Regions from separate parts of the Homo sapiens genome. Here region 1 is linked to region 2. Evidence: chromatin contacts called from ENCODE Hi-C or POLR2A ChIA-PET data. All regions are on one chromosome and are shown on one strand. The core of a region is the stretch at or near the end of the contact, and the rest is flanking DNA. Distances in the headings are between cores, read along the strand shown.

Evidence for each region. A loop is a pair of places that touch in the nucleus more often than their neighbours do. ChIA-PET counts read pairs that join two places held with the same protein, here RNA polymerase II (POLR2A). Pooled maps may share reads with other maps.
Region 1: a pooled map shows a loop between it and region 2 (2.7-fold over the local background). The contact joins the enhancer-like site here to the promoter of RACGAP1 in region 2. A Hi-C loop is called at or near these places in 3 of 168 maps with a recorded cell type or tissue (Caco-2, endothelial cell of umbilical vein and mesothelial cell of epicardium) and 6 of 50 pooled maps. POLR2A ChIA-PET finds 5 or more read pairs at or near these places in 3 of 52 experiments (H1, HCT116 and MCF 10A).

The regions. Positions count from the first base shown.
Region 1 is chr12:49,865,072-49,868,952 of GRCh38, reverse strand. FAIM2 (Fas apoptotic inhibitory molecule 2) reads left to right here. Exons shown (of 12, transcript NM_012306.4): 12 at 1-2,057. Among named protein-coding and RNA genes, the nearest start is that of BCDIN3D, 24 kb to the right of the region's middle. Within about 2 kb of position 1,717, at least 8 of the 41 ENCODE cell types and tissues checked have a DNase peak (open chromatin) inside an H3K27ac peak, as active enhancers do.
Region 2 is chr12:50,023,925-50,027,733 of GRCh38, reverse strand. RACGAP1 (Rac GTPase activating protein 1) reads left to right here and starts at 2,240. Exons shown (of 17, transcript NM_001319999.2): 1 at 2,240-2,336. RefSeq lists enhancers at 134-428, 2,288-2,377.

The DNA.
Region 1 (3,881 bases), core at 468-2,967, 160 kb after region 2:
ATCCCTCCCCACCCTTCCTACTCCCAGCTTTCAAGAAACATTGCAGAAGCATTTGAAGTTTTGTTCCATCTTGGATATTTGAAGAGAAAAGGAGCCAAGAACTGGCGGGTGGTGTGTGTGCAGCAAAGGCATTGGGGGCACGGGTGAGATGCCCACTGTGTGCTGGTCTAAATTAATCCATCGCAGTGATCCTCCAGAGACAGCGCTCTGCTCATGTCCGTAGCAGAGGGAAAAGCCGAGGTGCTCAGAAAGGCTCGGTAATGAGTCCCAGGTCATACGGCTAGCGAGTGGCGGGCCTGGGGTTCAGACCCACAGCTGCCTCAAGCAAACAGGGTATCACGCTTGCCCCTGGGCCTGGGTGGGGGCCGGAATGAGACCACATGAGAGCGCAGAGAGGTGGGTGGTCAGGCCCTGATGTCCTGGGGATTTCTTGTCCTCAGTGCCACCCGGCCTCCCGTCTTTCCTGAAACCCCTCGCCAGATTTTGCACTCTGAGGTTTCTATCTTCCAGACAAGAGCTGGGAGGCAAGATTTCTGGTTTCTGGTTCCTAGCCTCACTGCCAGCGGGCTCCTGCTATTAGGTGAGGGTTTCTTGCTGTCTGGAATTCAGTTTTTCCATCTGCCACATGGAAGTTCATAGCCAGGATAGGGCGGGAGAGGCACCAGAACATTTCTCTCCACTGACTTTCTCACCCGGTTCCCACCCTCCTCCACCTCCTCTCCTCCGGGCCCCTCAGTTTCCTCTCCTCATCTCTGGCCTCAGTTCCAGAGGGTTAGCCCCAGCACCCCACTCTCCTGCCACTGTCAGATAGCCTTGGTCATGCTTCCTAGAATCTACTTGTCCAAGTTCTCCTCTCCCTGGGATAAGTTACTGCAGAAACTGGGGATTTAGAAGCTTATTCAGGGCTGAGTGCCAAAAGCTTGGGGGAGGAGGGACAGGTCCTCGGCAATAAACAGTGTCACACACGCATCACAGCCATTTGAGAAATGGCTTCTTTGCAGAGCTGGGGAAGCCGGGCAGAAGATGCCGCAGCCTCCTACTCTGGGTCCTGAGGGGGGGTGGCAGGTACCACAGTGTAGGCAGCAGGGTCAGGGCCAAAGTCTATGCGTTCCATCTCCAATCCAGGCAGTGAGGAATCCTGAAACACCAGGAGAGGCGTCAGAAGTAGGAAGGGCAGGGGAACAGGAATGCAAGATTAAGGAAACCGCAGCTGAGCAGGTGTCACAAGCTGTAAAGGAGGAAGGGAGTCTGCAGGCCCTTCACATTTTTGGCCTGGGTGGGGCTGGGCCCAGGAAGGGGTGGGCTGGATTTTGTAAAGCTGGAGGCAGCCAGGAATCTGACTGTCCGGAATGTGAGTTGAGGGGTCTCCCACTGAAGTCCTCTTCTGGAAGCTGCAGATGGGGGCCCGGGAGGCACACACGAGTCTGGGACTCATTCCCGGGCACACCTATGGCTCCTTCGGTATCACCTGGGGAAGCCCCGGAATCTTAGTTCTTCCATTCCCTACTCTTCCTTCCGAGGGAGTCAGGATGGGACAGACACCCATTTTCCAAAAGGCTCCTTGCCTCCTTCCCTGGCCCACCTGAAGCCAAGTCCCAGGTGTCCTGGCTGCTCTCCTGGGCGGGGTGGGATTTTTGCATAAGCACTTTGCTGCCCTCCAGTGGCTGCTTGAGGAAACGCAGGGCCTGGTTTGGGAGAGTCACCGAGGGCCCATGTGGCTGGAGGTTGGGGGCAGGATCTGGCCCGAGCTCTCCTCAGACCTCCCCAGACCTGTCTTCTCATCAGCCACCGCTGTTTTCTTTTGCCGAACGATGGTTGCATCTCTCGGACACAGTGTACCCCCTCCCAAGCCCTCCCTGAGCCGTTCTCCTGAGTCCCTGAGGGCAGACACAGCTCCAGGGACCCAGGCCAGCTGCCACACCCCCGACACTCCTGCTGTCCACTGGCCTTAGCTCCTGCAAGTTCCCCAGTGTCCGCACCTGTTCCCTTCCCTGACCTCACCTTCCTGGGGTCTGTGACTGACTGGAGATAAAAATAAAAGCAATTGTGACACCTGAGTTGTTTCCCTCGTCTGCCGTGTGCTGGTTGCCTCAGATGGTCGTGGAGTCTGTGTGGGTCAAACCCGGACCTGTGTGAGAGCCTTCTCACCAGAGCTGCTGAGTTTGAAGTAAATCTCCATGTTTATTTTCATGTGGACAGGGTTAAATTGGTTCTCCTGCTCAATAAACCCTTTACGGAGGCTCTCAGGATCCCGGAGTTAGAAGCAATCCCAGAGTCTCCTCCGGAACAGGGGCTCACCCCTTTCTGTGGAAGCCTGTCCGTTTGTGGGCCGTTCTGGTAGAAGGGTCTTTCTTATTTTGAGCCAAAATCTGCTTCCTAAAAGGTACACAGAAGGAAGGAATGCCTGGGTTGCATCTGGACAGATTGTCCAGAGCGGCAGCTTTAAAACCACAGAACCTTGGCTGGGCTCAGTGGCTCACGCCTGTAATCCCAGCACTTTAGGAGGCCGAGGTGGGTAGATCACCTGAGGTCAGGAGTTCGAGACCAGCCTGGCCAACATGGTGAAACCCTGTCTCTACTAAAAACACAAAAATTAGCTGGGCGTAGTGGCGCACACCTGTAATCCCAGCTACTCAAGAGACTGAGACGAGAATCGCTTGAACCCAGGAGGCGGAGGTTGCAGTGAGCCAAGCTTACACCACTTCACTCCAGCCTGGGCGACAGAGCAAGACTCCGTCTTAAAAAAAACAAAACAAAACAACAACCCTACAGAACCAAAGCTCCTTGAAGGCAGAGTTATGACGCACGGTCTCAGTAAACAACTTACTAGCGAATGGAGGAATGCATAGGTGAATGTGTCTACTCCAACCCTCTTATTTTACCTGAGAGGAAACTAAGGAGCAGAGGGTGCAGCGATTTGTCCAAGTTTACGCACAAATTAACGACTGGAAGTGGGGTCAGGAGGCGCATGGGTTAATGATCACCCCACAAGCTCCTGTGGGGAATGTGGGGCCAGGGCGCTGTGTGGGAGGGGAGGGAACGCCATCACACTGGAGCCATGGGGGACGTTATCCTTGTCTCTGACAAGGTTAGGACACAAATTCAGCTGGAGTAGGGAAAGTGGCTGGGGCAAGAGTTAGAGGACTCTGAGGAGAGAAAAGTGACTTTTATTAAGCGCTCACTGCATACAAAGCACTTCCACAGATTGTGAGAGATAGGACAGGGAGAAGATACCAACGGTGGTGCAAGAGAGAAACCAGGCACTGTGGCTCGAGACCGTGCAGCCGTGGGTCCTGAGAAGATGCAGCCCCACCGGGGAAGCAGTGCTGAGCCGTGTCGCCGGGGAAAGGGAAGATCCCTGGATCAGGGCTCAAAGTGTGCAAAATGTTGAGGGGCAGGGGCTGGTGTGATGGAAGGGATGAATGGTCTAGGTTGGGGTACACGCTGGGCCCCCTTGCCACCCCCTGCCTCCAGATCCCTTCTGCCTCACCACCCATTCTTACCTGGACTGCCTGTTAGCTTTCCTAGGACTGCCATACAAATTGCCACAAACTGGGTGGCTCAAAACAACAGTGATTCATTTCACCACAGCTGTGGAGGCTGGAAGCCTGAAGCCAAGGTGTCAGCAGGGTGGGTTCCTGCTGGAGGCTCTGAGGGAGGGCCTGTGGCAAGCACTTTCCAAGCCTCTGGCAGCTGCAGGTGATCCGCAGTGTTGCTTGGCAATGGCGCCTCCAGTCTCTGCCTCCATCTTCATATGGCCTTCTCCTCTGTGTCTCTGTGTCTTGAAGCTCCCTCTCCGTCCTCCTAGAAGGATACCTGTCTCTGGATTTAAGGCTTACAATAAATCTAGGATGATCTCATCTCAAGATCTTTATTTGGAA
Region 2 (3,809 bases), core at 991-3,490:
TTGCCTCAGCCTCCCGAGTAGCTGGGATTACAGGCGTCTGCCACCACGCCTGGCTAATTTTTGTATTTTTAGTAGAGATGCGGTTTCACTATGTTGGCCAGGCTGGTCTCGAACTCCTGACCTCACGATCCACCCGCCTCGGCTTCCCAAAGTGCTGGGATTACAGGCATGAGCCACTGTGCCTGGCCTTGTGTATTTATTAAATATATGCTTGCCTCATTCTTCAGAGGTCACATGATCTTCCTATTGCCAGTAATTTTCCATTCCCTTCTCTCCTGTAAATTCCTATTCACACAAGACCCAGCTCAGATCAGTCTCTGCAGGCTTTTTTAACACTCCCACTCCCCAGATAGGATTAATTGCTTCCTTGTCTGTGCTCCTAAAGTACTTTATACATGTCTTTGTCCTACTACTTATTTCATTTTATTATAGGTATCTAAGCAGGCACAGGCTAATGCAATCAATGAATGCTCCTGACCTTGAAAGGTTGTTAGGAGGATTAAATGGGATAACAAATGCACAGTTCATATTTTCTTTCTTCATCCCTTTCTTAATAATATTAATAATAATCTGTATTGCAGTTTACCAAGTATAAACTTTGATAGTGTACCACACTGTGTCTCAGTCGATCTGGGAATAAACCTGTGAGATAGAGATGGGATTATTATTTCTACATTATACTTGGAGGAAGTGAAGTACAGAAGTATTAAAAAGTGATAATATGGGTGGGTCAGCCGAACGCCTGCTATTGTTCAAGGCCAGGTGGAGTGCTACTGTCTGTAATCCCAGTGCTTTGGGAGGCTCAGGTGGGAGGATCACCTAAGGCCAGGAGTTCAAGACTAGCCTGGACAACATAGTGAGACCCTTCTCTACAAAAGATAAACAAACAAGCAAAAGAATTACCTTGATCATGTGCCTGTAGTCCTAGGTATGAGGGAGGATCCCTTGAGTGTAGGAGTTCATATTTGCAGTGAGCTATAATTGTGCCACTGCACTCCAGCCTGCGTGACAGAGTAAGACCCTGTCTCTAAAATAAAAGTGGAGTCAAATTTTCGGGTTACAAAATTTGTGATGTGATTTTTGGATAAAATACAATTTTATATATTTATGGTGATGTTTTGATGTATGTATACACTGTGGAATGACTAAATCAAGCGAATTAATATATCCATTACCTCACATACTTTATTGAGGTGTGTGGTGAGAGCATTTAAGATCTACTCTTAGCAATTTTCAAATGCATTATACTTTGTTATTAACTACAGTCACTGTGTTGTACAATAGATCTAAATTTTCCTCTAACTGAAATTTTATATCTCTTGACCAACATCTCCCTAATCTCCCTCCCCCAAATCTGTGATCTTTCTTTTCTTTTTTTTTTTTTAAATTAAGGACCAATGTGACAGTAAGTGATCTTTCCTTTAAACCACAGCGCTTCTTGTATGCTCCAGCCAGTATTTTTCCAAATTGCGGGTAGCCATGCGTTGTTGAGTAGTGAGTTCTGGGTACTTTGCATGTAGTAAGGATGAGCAGAGTTTTCATTACCCGGTTGCAACGTAAAATGTATTTCTCACTGTGGGTCCAGAGTTTTTAAAAAGCATGAAAGCTCCTGTGCTAGCACAATGCCAAGTTCTAAATAACGTTTATTAAATGGAATTATAGTATTTTATTTTCATTTTGTATTTATTTTTGTTTTCTAGAGCTATCGCCTCCATTCGTAGCTACTGGACAGTAGAGACCATACCATCTTTATTTTTCCGATTCCCAGTGGAGTGCTTGTGATGATGTGGGCTCATTCAATGTGTGTCAAATAAAAGTCTGAATGGATACATCAATGGAAGGGATAATATAGCTCAGTGAATGTGCTTGAAACTAACTGCTGTTCTAACTCCTGGTATTCTTCTGATTCTACTGTGAGAGCTGACATTGTTCAGTTAATCGTTTCCAAGGGCCCTAGTCCCGCAGACAGTGAGACCAAGAATAATTCGCATTCAGGAAGTACCACTTGCCCTTAGTCAATATGGCATCCTGAATGACTTCCGGAAAGGGCACCGCAAAAAAAAACAAAAAAAACCGAAAAACCGTTGACATTAGTCAAAATGGCCACCTTTGGCTTCGCTTTGTCAGAATGCGCATGCTCATTCCCGTTCCCGTCACCTCCGCGTGGCCCTGACGCGTACGTCACACCGTAGAGGGACGGCGCGGGAGGAATAAATTTCTCTGTGATTGGTTGGTGAAGGTTTTCAAACCGGAGCTGTGGGCGCGGCGCTGCTCTGCCGTTGGGTGAGGCGCGGAGCGAAGTGAAGGGTGGCCCAGGTGGGGCCAGGCTGACTGAAGTGAGTAGTGGGGGTGCCAGACCAGGTGCGTCTGCCGCTGGATTGTGATAGGAAGCAGAGTGTTCGTGTGGTGAGCCGTGGCCGCCGCGGGGGTCCGGGACAGCGGGACAGCGGGACAGGCTGGCAGCCACAGCCTCTCCACTCGGGCTTTTCTGGGGTGGGGGTCGTGGCAGGTCGAATGGACGCGGCCTGGGAGGGTCGGGGGCTTCTGTCTTGGCGCCGGGTTTTGTGGAAAGCCGGGGGCGTCTTTTTGAGGTGGTGGCTGGACCAGGGCAGGAGTCATCCTAAACAAGAGTCTCTCAGTCAGATACGAGTTTAAGAGTGGTTGGAGTGACACCCCATCGTTTTCGAAGGGAAGAGCCCTGGTGTTTGAGAGGCCCGGGCGGCCTGCAGTGGAGCCCCTCTACTTCGTGGGTCTCGTATGTCTAGGGAGGCAAGGCAAGGCAATGACATCTTGTCCTTCTCATCCTGATTCTTACCCTCAGTAACAACGAGGCCTTACTTGTACACTTTCACGTACATTTCTCTTCACAGGATTTCATCCGTAGGCCGAGAGGTGTGTGTCGGAAAGTGGGGGTAGGTGGGTAGATAAGCCCTTTTTTTTTTTAAGAAAGCATTATCTTTCTAATGTGTCGGGTAAATAAGCTTTCCGAGTTATTGTAGGTGTTTAGAGAAGGCGCCTTTCCTGTAGCTTAATCATTCAATAAGTATTTATCTTTTGGAGGGGACTTAAAAAAATTTTTGTATATTTAGGGGGTACAAGTGCAGATTTCTTACATGCATATATCGCGTCGTGGTGAGGTCTGGTCTCTTAGTGTCCCCATCACTCAAATAGTGAACATTGTACCCAATACGTAGTTTTTCAACCCTCAGCCCCCTCCACCTTCCCATCTTTTGTATTCTCCAGTGTGTATTATTCCACTCTGTATGTCTGTGTACCCATTGATTAGCTTTCACTTATAAGTGAGAACATGCGGTATTTGACATTCTGAGTTATTTCACTGAGGATAATGGCCTCCAGTTCTATCCATGTTGCTGCAAAAGACGTGATTTCATTCTTTTTTATGGCTGAGTAGTATTCTGTGGTGTATGTCTGTCTATATATTACATTTTCTTTATCCAATCCTTCGTTGATGAACACTTAGGTTGATACCGTATCTTTGCTACTGTAAATTCTGCTGTGATAAATATATCAATGCAGGGGTCTTTTTGATATACTGATTTCTTTTTTTTTTTTGAGACGGAGTCTCGCTGTGTCGCCCAGGCTGGAGTGCAGTGGCGCGATCTCGGCTCACTGCAAGCTCCGCCTCCCGGATTCACGCCATTCTCCTGCCTCAGCCTCCCGAGTAGCTGGGACTATAGGGGCCCGTCACCACGCCCGGCTAATTTTTTGTATTTTTAGTAGAGACGGGGTTTCACCGTTTTAGCCAGGATGGTCTTGATCTACTGACCTCCTGATCTGCCCACCTCGGC